Regions from separate parts of the Homo sapiens genome. Here all the other regions are linked to region 1. Evidence: chromatin contacts called from ENCODE Hi-C or POLR2A ChIA-PET data. All regions are on one chromosome and are shown on one strand. Each heading gives the region's core, a stretch centred on a gene start or an enhancer-like site at or near the end of the contact. The rest is flanking DNA. Distances are from core to core; before and after follow the strand shown.

What was found. Hi-C counts contacts between places; a loop is a spot of excess contacts on that map. ChIA-PET counts read pairs that join two places held with the same protein, here RNA polymerase II (POLR2A). Pooled maps may share reads with other maps.
Region 2: a pooled map shows a loop between it and region 1 (4-fold over the local background). The contact joins the promoter of SEC24A here to the promoter of KIF3A in region 1. A Hi-C loop is called at or near these places in 4 of 50 pooled maps.
Region 3: a pooled map shows a loop between it and region 1 (6-fold over the local background). The contact joins the promoter of UBE2B here to the promoter of KIF3A in region 1. A Hi-C loop is called at or near these places in 5 of 50 pooled maps. POLR2A ChIA-PET finds 5 or more read pairs at or near these places in 2 of 52 experiments (H1 and naive thymus-derived CD8-positive, alpha-beta T cell).
Region 4: a pooled map shows a loop between it and region 1 (4-fold over the local background). The contact joins the promoter of VDAC1 here to the promoter of KIF3A in region 1. A Hi-C loop is called at or near these places in 1 of 168 maps with a recorded cell type or tissue (naive thymus-derived CD4-positive, alpha-beta T cell) and 6 of 50 pooled maps. POLR2A ChIA-PET finds 5 or more read pairs at or near these places in 1 of 52 experiments (activated CD4-positive, alpha-beta T cell).
Region 5: a loop to region 1 is called in a map of CD8-positive, alpha-beta T cell, with 9 times the contacts of the local background. The contact joins the promoter of RAPGEF6 here to the promoter of KIF3A in region 1. A Hi-C loop is called at or near these places in 2 of 168 maps with a recorded cell type or tissue (CD8-positive, alpha-beta T cell and naive thymus-derived CD4-positive, alpha-beta T cell), 1 of 37 single-sample maps with no recorded cell type and 11 of 50 pooled maps. POLR2A ChIA-PET finds 5 or more read pairs at or near these places in 1 of 52 experiments (activated CD4-positive, alpha-beta T cell).

The regions. Positions count from the first base shown.
Region 1 is chr5:132,736,262-132,738,817 of GRCh38, forward strand. KIF3A (kinesin family member 3A) reads right to left here and starts at 1,285. Exons shown (of 19, transcript NM_001300791.2): 1 at 1,153-1,285. The coding sequence starts at 1,158. RefSeq lists an enhancer at 590-689 and a silencer at 840-1,149.
Region 2 is chr5:134,647,510-134,650,065 of GRCh38, forward strand. SEC24A (SEC24 homolog A, COPII component) reads left to right here and starts at 1,276. Exons shown (of 23, transcript NM_021982.3): 1 at 1,276-1,664. The coding sequence starts at 1,568. RefSeq lists enhancers at 817-876, 887-1,176, 924-1,461.
Region 3 is chr5:134,370,285-134,372,840 of GRCh38, forward strand. It overlaps UBE2B (ubiquitin conjugating enzyme E2 B), which reads left to right and starts at 1,285. Exons shown (of 6, transcript NM_003337.4): 1 at 1,285-1,355. The coding sequence starts at 1,312. It also overlaps a transcript of CDKL3 not described here. RefSeq lists enhancers at 404-999, 508-577, 1,518-1,617 and a silencer at 1,048-1,097.
Region 4 is chr5:134,003,695-134,006,250 of GRCh38, forward strand. It overlaps VDAC1 (voltage dependent anion channel 1), which reads right to left and starts at 1,281. Exons shown (of 9, transcript NM_003374.3): 1 at 1,201-1,281. RefSeq lists enhancers at 5-54, 65-114, 1,765-1,884, 1,955-2,014, 2,055-2,124 and silencers at 345-1,384, 1,445-1,504, 1,545-1,594.
Region 5 is chr5:131,633,960-131,636,515 of GRCh38, forward strand. It overlaps RAPGEF6 (Rap guanine nucleotide exchange factor 6), which reads right to left and starts at 1,270. Exons shown (of 28, transcript NM_016340.6): 1 at 1,003-1,270. The coding sequence starts at 1,071. RefSeq lists enhancers at 460-1,042, 990-1,079, 1,172-2,371, 1,380-1,629, 1,640-1,839.

The sequences.
Region 1 (2,556 bases), core at 35-2,534:
TTAGTTGCTAAAATTGAGAAATTTCACAAAAATAATTTCTAAAGTCTCTTCTTGGGAGGAAAAAAAATGACCTGTTATCATCTGCAGACCATCATTCTTACATGGCAATACATTCCAATTCACCAGAATCTACTTCTCTCTATTGTAGGATACCCACCCACTTCATTATTAAGGTTTTGTGTCTTACGTCTGTAAATATGTATGATTTTCACCTCTGCCCAAGAAGGCAAGCCTCTCTCTTTCCAAGTTCAAGAACCTGACTGGTGTTGCTCAATGTTGTATCTTCAGGGCCTAGCATGTGGTTGGTGCCCAATATTTACTGAATTAAAACTTGAAAGCAGTGAACAGAACAAATATAGAGCATTTAATCTTAAATGTCAAGCACTGTCCTTCTAGTCTCCTGTGTATTATTTCACGCGGATAACAACCCCATGAGGTAAAGTTTACATGGGAACTAAGGACCCAGACAGATTAAATAATTATCCGAGGCCTCACAACCACTAAATAAGCGGCCATGGCTCAATTTTCCTCCATGACCCCTAATAAGGGGTCTTAGAAGGCCCCATTATTAAGTTCACGATAACAATCTGTGAAATCCTGGAAGATAAACATAACACCGCCACACACACAAAGACACCTACGGGTTTCATTCTGCATCATAAGCTAAAGCGCCACAAGAGCAATGACAGCTCAAGGCTAGGAGACTCGGAGTATGGGGCCTGGAATAGGGGCAGGCAGCCTTCGCTCCGCTGCCTCCCTGCGCTTGCTCCGAGGCGCAAAGGCCTCACCAGGTGTGCAGCATCCAAAGAGCCCCACCGTGGCCACCCCCAGACGCCCCGCTCAGCAGGAAGGGCTGCGAGCCAGAGCGCATCCTCCAGCACAGCGCCTTTTTGATAAGCGGCGCAGGCCCCACGGGATGCAGCAGCGACGAGGGCGGCAGGGCCTGACCCCAGGTCCCTGTCGAGGCCGGCCGGACCCCCGCGGCCCCGGGGCTGACCAGCCAGGCTCTCCAACCACCTCCACCGCACGACCGAGCCTGCCCCGCCCCACCCAGGCCGCCTGCCGGCTCCGCGCCTCCATGGCAACGGCCGCGCCCCCGGGCCAGGCCGCTAGGATGAGAAGAAACCCCAGAAGCGAAGCGACTCTCCTCACCGGCATCTTGGCCCCCTCCCGTGCCCGGCGGACGTCCCCGCCCGGGGTGCAGCCCAGCGACACCGGGTGCGCAGAAAGGATGGCCAGAGACTACCGAAACACCTCGTTGACGCTCTCGAGACTGCGGCTTCTCGGGCGAGAGCGCCCAGTGCGCAGCCGCATTCCGAGCTCGCCCCGCCCCAAGCCCAGTCTCAGGCTCTCTCGGCCCTTGAATTACGCCTGCGCGGAGGCTTTCCGAGTCCATCTCCTAGGACGCCAGACTGAGGCCGCGCGTGCGCAATGCTGCCATTCTGCTGCGCTAGAAATGTGGCACGCACTGAGGCGGAGGTAACCTGGCAGCCCGGGGTTGGGAGGAGGAGCTGCTCTTAGGCCCGTCTTCTGGCCCTTGCAATACCCGGAATATTAAAATCAGTAATAGCAATTGTACATTTTGTCTCATCCGAAGAATTGAAGACCTTACCTACCTGACCTCGCTTGATTGCTAACTTCCTCATGACCTGTCTTACCATTAGAAAGTGAGCTCTCTTAAGGAGATTGTTAGTATTCTCACATCTATCTCCAGAGCCCACACAGAGCCTGGCACAGAGTGGGATTTTTATACGTGTTGGTCAAAGAACCAGTGATCCGTCCATCCTCTTTCTAGTCCACTTGAATGTGTAATGGGCATTTCAAGTTAATCATGTCCAGAATTGAAATCTTGATCCCCCATCAATCGCCCCACTACCCACTCCACCCCCATCAAAAAATTTAAAAGGGCTCTCTCTCATCCCTCTCAGACTTTCTTCATCTCAATATGTGGGAGCTTAATTCCGACAACTGCTCAGGTCAAAATTGCAGTCTCTTTCATACACAATATTCTATCTTTAAATACAGCCTGTTGTATCTATCTTTGTAGTGGAACCAGAATTTGGCCACTTCTACCACCACCATCGTCTCTCACGTGCATTACTACAATCGCTCAGAACTGGTTTCCTTGATTGTGTGTCCTTGTCCCTTTTCAGTGTGCTGGACAGGAGCCAGAGTGCTGGTGCTAAAACATGAATCAGATCTTCTCTTTTCTCTGCTCAAAACCCTCCATTGATTTCCCATCTTACAAAGCTAAAGCCACAAGCCCTACAATCCTCCCTCTTGCTTCTTCTGCACCAGCCCCACCTGGCCTCCTTGCTTCATCCAACATTCCCGTCGTGCTTCCATCTTAGCATGCAAGGGCTGTGAGCTTGCAGTAGGAACTGATAGAAATAAAGATAAAGCATTTTACATAGTGCCAGTGTACTGTTCTACATGCTTTCGTTTTTTAATTCATTTAATCCACACAATAACCTTTTGAAATAGATACTATTTATTATTATTTTACAGATAAAGTAATTGAGGCACAGGACCATTAAATAACTTTTCCAAGGTCAT
Region 2 (2,556 bases), core at 26-2,525, 1.9 Mb after region 1:
GGAGACTGAGGCAGGAGAATTGCTTGAACCCAGGAGGCGGAGGTTGCAGTGAGCGGAGATGGCACCACTGCACTCCAGCCTGGGCAACAGACCAAGACTCTGTCTCAAAAATATATATATATATATATTTTTTAAATAGAGATAAGGGGACTCTCCCTGTTGTCCAGACTGGTCTCAAACTCCTGGCCTCAAGTAATCCTTCTGTCTCAGCCTCCCAAAGTGCTTGGATTACAGGAGTGAGCCACCTTGCCCAGCCCGACACAGTGGTTTAGATCTGGCTTTTTTTTGTATGTAATATAACACTTCATAGCAGGCATTTGGTATTAAATGAATTAGGTAAGATGTACTTCACACTGAGGTTTCGAAACCGCGTGGCATGACATTTTAATCCACAGTACAAATCTGTAAAGGAGGGCTTTATCGTCAGCACAGAGCAGGAAAAACCTAAATAGAATGAAGGCAGCTAAGATGATTACTCAATCATTAATTAACTATGTTGTCCAATCACCGCAGTTTCGACCTCCCTTTGGCTTCAAAAGTCAAAAAAGTCAACTTGCAAAAAAAAAAAAAGTCTACTTGCTCTGAAAGGAAGTTTGAGTTCTTTACCTTACTGTAAACTCTTAGAAGAGGAAACAAAACTGCCATTTAAATGTGCTAATGAACTTGAGCGTGACTATGCTGTGAATCAGCGAGTTTCAAAATTAAAATTCCTCTGAGTCCTCCAGTCAAAGACAAAGGCCTCCTTCTTGGCTTGATCACACTATTAACATGTACACATATTTAACCACCTCTTTTTAAAACCCCTTATAATTTACATCTGAAACACGAAGACGAAATGTGAATGAAATACTGCGATGAACATTAACCGCCCCAGCTCCCAGTGGTGGTACGGTCTCAACAGAGGACGATGACTTCTATGGTCTCAGGTAATCTTCACAAAACCCGAGGAGAGGAACTGTCAGTCCCACCCCACGAAAGCGGCTACTGAATCTCAGATTGCCCCACGATCCTGGCTCTGCGAGCGAGGTCACGTTCACAACGGCGGGAATTTCCGTAGCGGTGACACACGGCACTTCCGGCCGGCCGTGAGAGTCGGTGACGTGGCGGCGAGGCCGGGCACGGTCGTCGGGGTCGGGGCACCAGGAGCTGTCAGGTGGCCTCGGGGCAGCCCGGCTGGCAGAGAAGAGTTCGCCGGCGCGGCGGCGGCTGCTGCGAGCCCGGAGCCGGAAGTGCCACGTGTCCTGATTGCGGCTGCGCGGCCGGCGGCTGACAGGCACTTCCGGCCAGGGCCTCCCTCCTTCTCTCTAGGTTTGGCTGCCGCCTTCTAGCCGGGCGTTCGCGGCCCCGCCGGCCCGACTCTCAAGCCTCAGCTCCCAGGCTAGGCTGTGGCCGCCGGTGGCCTGGGGAGAGTGCGGCGCCATGCCTCGGGCTTAATGCGCCCCCCCCTCTTCTCCCAGTCTTCAGTCTTAAGTCGTTAGCCTCCTCCCTCCGCTTTCAGCAGTGGTCTTTCAGCTCTCTTCTTGTGCGCTGTTGTCGACCCCGACCAGCCCCTTCCAACCCAGTCATCATGTCCCAGCCGGGAATACCGGCCTCCGGCGGCGCCCCAGCCAGCCTCCAGGCCCAGAACGGAGCCGCCTTGGCCTCGGGGTCTCCCTACACCAACGGTGAGTGCTGTCCGGGGGGAGGGCGCAGCCTGGCCAGGGCTGACTGACCTTTGCGTGCCACTGCTGCTTGAGGCGACATAGATAGAGAGAGTGACCTCCTTACCGGGTTCTGGCGCGGATGGTGGTGGGCGGCTGGGCCAGGGGACCACGGCAGTTGTGCACCTGTAGCCCCAGGCTCGTCTCAGTCTTTCACATTTATTTAGTCGGTCACCAAAACAGTAAATGAGCACCTGCTGTATGCAACGCCCTGGGTGAAACACGGGTGAGAAAATGCCTCAAAACTCGAATATAAGGATCATAGTGTTTGTGTGCCTTCGCCTTCCTTGCCACCTCACCCCAGTCTCCTAGAGAGCAGGATGTGGGGTCTGATTCTTCTGGGTTCCGCAGGCCCTGAAGTGGGGTGGGGGTCGTACTCAGTCTGAGTTTCTGGAGATGAATGCATGCTTTTGGGACACCCCTTTAGGGCCTACTCATCTCTCCCAGAACCTTCCCAGAATTGTACCTACAACAGCTGTTCAATGTTTCAGCTGTGGAAAAACCAAATAGAAGGGAGGATCTCCTGGTTGACTTCTAGATGTCTGGACAGCATTTGGAAAGTGGGTGGACACAACTCTCTGAATCTCTGACAAGAGTCTACATGTACATTATAGTTTGTCATTTGATGTGAGAATGTCTTATAATTTTATACCTCTTCTAGGATTCCTTAAATCGTCCTACATTGTGATTTGCTAAGATTATTTCAGTTGTTACAATAGACAAAGACTTTCTGCCGACAGATTGCCTACTTACCAATTTACTTACAAATCTTTGGTTTACAGAAATAAGACTAGTAGAATAATGCTAAAGAACTTAAGTTGCCCATTAGAGTCTAAGAGTTCTGTGAAGTTGGAGA
Region 3 (2,556 bases), core at 35-2,534, 1.6 Mb after region 1:
GGGAAGGACGGTGACCACAGAAAATATTCAAGGTCTTTGGGAGGTCAACACCTCTGAACCCCCTGGTGGTGGGGGGCCCTTCTGGCCCATTTGCACCTTTCTTGCTAGTGTAGAAAACCTGAAGTTATCTCAGGCTAGATATATAACCCTCACTCATGTCTGCCGGAGCTCTCCCCCAGAATATGAATCATATTTGTAGGTTTCTTTGACAACCAACCACTCATTGATATGCTTGGAAGACTGCACCCCCACATTCCTTAAAAATACAATGGTACTCCCCCACCATAGGCAAGTCCCCGGACTCTGACACATATCTTCAATTGAAAGCAGACCCAGAAAGGAAAAACTGCATAATACACCATCCTTTAATATTTGCCCAGAATTTCCAATACTAGAAACCCCACTGCAAAGCAGAAAGACTATCTGGTAGCTTCAAGGAACCATTTCAGGAGATTGTTGTGTGGGCCTCAGTATTCAAGGCTGCCTTAGAAGATCGTGCGATCCTCTCACTCTTCTTGCCCCAAGTACCAGAGTTAATAAGCCACTGAACCAACCAGAGGGGAATTATTTTTGGTCCCGGTTTAAAGAAAACAAAACAAGCTGTTGATTCTGCCATGACCTCTTGGGTAATGTTGTCTCTATACCTGTGATAAACAGAAAACAACTAATAAAGGTTTATCCCGCCCTCACCCTCTTAAACCCGCTTCACAGACCTGGCTGAAACTCACATCCAGGCGAGGCGCTCACGTGACCCGTTCTAAACGCGTCATAGGGACACGTGGTTCTAGATACTTCTCCCCCTCCCACTCAGGGGTGGATTGTTGACAAGGCCGCGGGCAGTCACGTGATCTTACATCATCCCACCTCCTTTCCCTGAAATCTCTGGCCCGGATGCGTCCCTCTTTCTCCACCCCGCCGAGCCTAAACTAGTGACGGGGAGGGAGACGGGATAGTGTTTCTGTTTCGTGGTCTTTGAATCCACAACCTCTAGTCTGAACACAGAGAACACAAATTTGTCTATTACTTCAGGAAGCCCAGGGGGAACCGCGCCCCGCTGAAGGGCTCGGGGAAGGCGCGCTCCCGCGTCCCGCCCCCTCCTCCCCCAGCACTCACACTGTGGTAGCGGCGGAGGGCGGAGGGATCCGGAGGCGGCGGAGGGAGACGTCATTGCAGGGTTGTTTGTCAGTCTCGGCGGCGGCGGCGGCGGCGGCGGCGGCGGCGATCCACAGTGATTCGGCCGCCGCGCCGGGGGGTGGGGGGGCTGCGCGGGACTTTTTTTTTTTCAGACTGACCGCGGGGCAGCTGCGGAGCATGTCGACCCCGGCCCGGAGGAGGCTCATGCGGGATTTCAAGCGGTAAGGGCCTTCACCTTCGCCTAGATGACGGCCCCTCAAAGCTGCGGGGCTGCAGGGCGTGGATCCCAGACACCTTCCCCTTTGTGACCCTCAGAGGGCCGGCTGTGGGCCCAGCGGGACTGGCGGAAGCCGGGTCCTAGCCTCGGCCCTACTCCCATAAGCTTTGCCGCTCGTTCTGGCGCCCGAAGAAATTTTGATACTGCTTCCCCTCCCCACAAAAAGTAAAACGGTGTCGATCGACTGGTCTAGGGTTCCCTGCTGCCCATTTCGGCCAGCTGCCCGGCGTCTCGCCCAGGCGATCAGACATTATCCGCCCGCCCCTGCACCCTGCGGCGCCCCCTTCTTGTCCCCTCAAAGTGAGCTCCTGCGGGAGCTTGTTCCTCTCCGGCAGCACCAGTCAGCTTTGTTTCACGGCCCCGCCGTCTTCTCCGAGGAGCCGTGTTGGGGCGAACCCCTCTCCCGACTCCTGCCAATCCTTTCCATTTGTGCCCTGAGGGTGGGGTCCAGTGCGTGAGGCCCGGAGGTTAACCCATCCCCCGAAACCCGACTCTGTCCCCGCCCGCCTGAAAGGACCTTGGGAACTGACTTAGAGATCTGGGACCTTAGAGCTGGCCACCCCGGCTGCCAGTGCTTTCTGGAACTCAGCTCTGGCTGGTGAAGAAAGCCCCTATCTATAGCCTCCCGAGTCTGGAAAAATGCCTTCCCTTAGACTGGCGCTAATCTGATACTCCCTGGGCCTCCTTTGGTAAATAAAATAGGGTTTTGTTAGGAGGTATTGGGGTTGTGAGATAGAAAATGATTATTCCGTTGTTTACCTTTTATTGGATACTTAGAGACATAGAAAAAATAAGTGAGAAAACATCATTTTGATACTCTGCACATTTTTCTTAACATTTTTTCTGGGGACACCTGCCCTAATTGAACAAAATATCTAGCATAAAAACTTAGATTTGTCGCTCAGGAAGTCACCTCTCAGCTATTATAAAGCCTATGTGAGGCACTTGGATTTGGCCAACTTATTTAATTCATTCGTAGCTTCTCTTAGCCATTTAAAGGTAGGCGTCAAGCAGTGCAGTTCTTCTAAGGCTTCTGTTCGTGGTGGCCTAATTTGCTTGAGATTGACTAAAAACCATTTTTTTAATGTGGACTAGTTGCAAATTATGATGCCCCATGAAAAACAACTGCATATGTATTTGTGTGT
Region 4 (2,556 bases), core at 31-2,530, 1.3 Mb after region 1:
CCCTTCTCCACACCGGCACTGTTCTAAAGGTTTCATGCTAATTAATTCATTTTATTATTCCCCAAAACTCATCGAAGGAGAGGTACAATTGCTCCCGTCCTATAGATGAGAAAACGAAGGTATGGGGACTTCCCAGCTGTGTGACCTTGTACAAACCACTAAGACTGCGGGCCTCTAATCCAAAGTCAGGCTCCGAAACAGTTTCCAGAATGCACCGCCGCATTTGGCGAATGAATGAACGACCGAACCAGTAATCACTCCTAAGACCAAGAAGGCCACATCCTTCCCCGTGGGGCCTCCTTTTCCGAGGCCAAACCTTCAGCCCAGGCCCGAGCTCCGGCCTCTACCGCCTAAGTCGACTCTCGGCCGGCGCGTTCCGCTCTAGAAGGCTCTGGCACAGGCGGGCGGTGCCGGGCGCCAGCTTCTGCGGGCGTGGGCCGGCCAGGGCGCGTGGGCCTGGGGACTCGGGGCCACGGTCGTCACGTGAGCTCATCCCCGAGGCGGCAGCGTGGCCGGCACCCGCCCGCTGGCCTGGTCCGGCGAGCGTGGGCGGCGAACGGGTCCCCGCCGGATGCACGCTGGTGGGATCCAGGGCCAGAGGGCGCCGCCGGGGAAGGTCACCTAGACGCGCGGCCCGCCGGGCCTCCACGCGGCCGCCCTTGCACTTCCGCCCGCAAGCCCGGGCCGCCTCTCGCCGCCAGCCGCAGGCGTCTCTGGACCCTCGGCCTCGCGCTCCCCAGCCCAGACCTGTTCGGCACCCGCCTGTGCGGCCTTCTCTGCCCGCCCGCTCACCAGCCAGGCCCGCGCCGGCCGCTCGCGATCCCTCCCCGCGGCCGGGCTGCCGGGGCCCCTCGCCCGCTCCTCCCTCAGCGCCTCCCTCTCAGCTCCCCAGGGGCCTGGCCCCCGCCGTCCAGGGCGCAAGGAAGCCGGGGTCCTTTTCCGCTGCGCCTACCTCAGAGGATGTGGCGGCGGGCTCGGAGGCGGCTACGGCGGGGGCTGCGACGCGGAGGCAGGGAGCCGAGCCAGGGAGCGGAGCCGAGCGAGCGGCTGGGCCAAGGGCGGGGCGGCGCGGACGGCGGCGGCGCGGACCCGCCTCCCCTCCTGCGCGCCCGGCCCGGCGCGCTCCGCCCCCAGGCCCCGCCCGGGACAGCGTCCAGGCCGGGCCAGGGTCCCCATCCCGCTAGCGAGCCGCGTTCTTACCCTTCCGGGCCCCGCTGCCCCGGCAGCAGACACAGGAGCCTGCGGGCGTGTTGCGGGCGCGCGGGAGGACCTGCGTGAGTCGGGGCACGGGGAGGCGCCGGACTGACGTGTGCACCGTGTGTGCGTGCGCAGGGACACGCGGGTTCTTGCTGGAAACCTCGGCCCCAGTGGCAGCGCTCGGGAAGGGGGAGGAGGCCTTCCGATTCTCTGAGCTGTGGCCCGGAGGTCCCTGCGCTAATGGAAGACGCGCGGGGCTCCTGGGCCTCCTGCTTGGCCTCCGCGCTGCTAGATCCCCCGGGAGTTGATGTGGCCGGCGCTGGACCCAAGCCTCGCCTGGGTGGACAAAGTGGCCCCCGGCCCCCCATCAAAGCCCGCGTGGGCCCCATCCCCCGAGGGCAGTCCCAGGCCCAGCGCGGACACTGGGCGCCTGGGGCGGCGCAGATACAGAGTAGAGGCGGCGACTGTTGCTCCCGAGCTCCGCGCTCCGGATACAATGTGTCTGGCGCCTCCGACCCGCCCGCGCGGCGTCTAGACAATCTCAGAGAAAACCCCTGTGCGCCGATTTTGCACTACAGATTAGCGATTTTCTCCTGTAGCAAAGCTACTAGCAGCCAATTTCCATGCATTTGAGAGGCAAAAAGACAAAATAAAACAAAACGTGGATTGGGTTTTGCGAGGTCCCTGCTGGGTCTCTCGGCGCGAGGAGATCACGCCGGTTATGGCCGGCCGGCCGACTGAGGGCACCCCGGGTAACCCCCGCGACCAGCCGGGGCGTGTCCTGCGGGACCCAGTTAGTGTGTGTTGAGTGAACGGTCACCTCGCTGCTAGGCCTAAGCGAGTGGTCTCGTTCACCACTGAGTGTCCCCTGTGTTACGCGCGAGGCCCACTCGAAGCAGGTTTCGAGAATTAATTCGTAGATGGACGAAGATTCTACACATCCTTCGCCTTTGATCAACAAACGTCCTGGAAGGCTTGAGGCGTCTAGGGCCCTGTGGAGGAGGTGCCGGGTTACAGAATCAGGACACTCCTCACAGCCAGCTGCGACACTATCTAAAGCAGTGGGCAACTGGGGCTACGGAGGAGGCAATCAGGACTGGCTGCTGGGAAAAGGCGGCAGATTAAAAGTGGCGACTGGAGTTGGAAAAGGTGCTCCAGTGGGATAGGGTGCTGAGGAAGAGGGCAGCTGATACAGAGTGGGAGTGGGGTGCAGACAGGTTACCTAGGCCCTGTGTAGGGGCTGGGGGAGGGGTGACTGGGAATGTAAGGAAGAGCCCCCTTCAAGATCCTGAGGAGTGTAGGACGGATTCTATGACCCTCCCAGGCGCACGAGTTGCCTGGGAACTCTGGGCTTCCCAG
Region 5 (2,556 bases), core at 20-2,519, 1.1 Mb before region 1:
TTCCTATGCAAACATCAGGATCTTCAATAACATAATTTGACCTATCATGGCTTCCGTTGTGACCTGAATAATTGTCACGACCCAAAAGGTCAGCCCAACGTTACTGAGACTCAGTATGCAAAACACTACATATCTGAAAAACTCCAAAGTGAAGAATTAACCAAAGCATTTCATTTCATTTACTGCAACTTTAAACAAAACAATCCAATAATCCACTCACACTGTTTAGTGTTTTGTTTAGAAAATATGTCCCACTTGTTATAGAAACCTCCAAATCAAGGAAAACCTTCCCCAAAACCTTAGCATTCTACCGGGATAAGCAAAGCTAACAGGTTTTAGTTATATGCCTGAAAACTAGCCTTCATGAAGGTCGAATGAAAAATCTTTTAAGCTGATGCCATAACTGTTAACTCGACACAGCAAATTTTGGATCCAAGTACAAAATACTGTAAAATTTCCCAGTGACAGTCTGAAAAAGTACCTACAGTGGTGTTCTTTAAACATGCATCATCTACTACAGAATTCACCATTTGACTGGATGTAAACTTTTAAACTAACTTTGAAAACTTTATCTTTTTTTTAGGCAACTGTACAATATTTCAGAGACCTTTAAAGAAAAACTATTTCTAAATTACATGGCTGAGATACTTCCCTTACAATTTCCATCTCGTTTTTCATAGTCTACTTAAACGAATGGGCATCTAACTGCGAAACTCATATTACCCAACTCAGAAAATACGACTTAGTAATGGTGCTTTCTTAACGACACTCAGAAGCCCCCGGCAAGGACGGGTACGCGGGTTAAGACCGCATCACAGGCAGGAAGGGCGGTCGGCACCCTGCTGGCGACAAGGGCCTGGGTCAGGGAAGAGACTCAAGCGAACAGATTCCCAGTAGCAGGTGCGAGACTCTGGCAAGAGGGCAGTCGCCGCGGATTTCGGACAGACAGGAGGATGCTGTCTACTGGACTGTGAGACGCACATAAAGGTCAACCAGCCTCACCTCGGGAGTCCGCTCGGGTGGCTTCTTCCTCAACGCCTGCCTAGCGCCAGGGTCCACGGGTGAGTTCATGGCCACGGCCCGGGTACTCCGCAGCCTGCCCTTAGCAGCCCACGCCACAGTTCATTCACACTAGGTAGCGGGTGCGGTACCTTTCCCCCGCCCCAAGGAGGGAACTTCGCGCCGTAACAAGGTCCGAACTCTAGCAAACAACCCTTCGCAACGCCCGCCTAAGGCCTCTACCCACGCGCGACTGGCCGGAGACAAGTCTGCGCGGGGGCGGGGGAGAGTAAGTGCGCATGCGCAGCACGCACGCGCACGCTAAGAAACGCCCAAGGGAGTAACTCCACTGTGACGTTAAAATTGGGGCGGTGCGAGTAAGTCGTTTCCTGCTGTCGTCGTGAGATTTAAAGACACCTCGCGAGACCTCACCTAAATCAGTCACGGGGTCTGCCTTGGCGTTGTGGTTCCGTCTTCTCCATCCGTTGGAGACACCGGAAACGCGCTGAGGACCTGAGCAAAAATAGCATTTTGGGGCAGAACCGTGGGGAGGCGTTCTGACTGGAGAGAACTGTTGTGCCCAAATCCGGAAGCCCAGGGTGTGGCCAAGTCCGGCTTTGCGCTCTCCTCTGCAACTTCTACTGCCGACTTTGAATATGCGGAAGTAGAAGCCGCCATTCGGCAAAGAAGGAATTCCACGCACACCTCATATCTCTTTAAATAAAACGAGATCTCTTGTGAAAGCTGCCGACAGAGAAGTGCTTGATCTATTCGAAACGGACGTCCTGAGACCAGGGCAGAGAAAGCAAACATTCACGGCCAGGATAGGCAGCCGGTGCCGCGGCCAGCTCACGATTACCTTTGAGTCAAAAAACTAGATTTAGACTGCGTTCTTGTAACTAAATGCCCGGGGCAGCCCTCCCTCAGGCAACTGCGTTTAGGGTTGGGACTCGAGTGGCAACTTTTGCAATACTTTTTACATTCTAGTCTGCTTCCCAACAGACCGAATAAAGCCAGTTTTGTTTCACTGCTCCCTTGGTAAGAAAAACAGACCACCCTTAGGAGCAGCCAGAGAGCTGCTGAGGCCGTTTCAACAATAAGCTCACTGACAATTCCAGAATCCATCGTTCTAGGATACTCCTTACCCTTTCTCATAAGTTCATAGGTAACTAACTTTGGCGACACCACCTTTCCACTGAATTTTAAGCTCCTTGATGGCTGTAACTACATCTAGGTACACCTTGGTATTTCTCACAGCAGTTAGCATAGTTCACTAAATAACAAGGTGATTTATGATTATGACATGCTTTCCAATTAATGACTGCTTCACAGTAATTTTAATGACGTAATAAGAGTTAAAATTATATTTGAAAACAATGAGAGTTCAGGCTACAACACCGTTTCTGGGACCGGCAATGACTTAAGGACTGTTTTCTGTTGGTCCTGGGGCTTGCCCAAACTGGGAGTTTACAACATACTATTAGCATTTCTCTTTTTCAGGTATAGATCAAAAACTTTACCAGCGAAGTGTGGCATAGCCATTGTAGAAATAAAGTA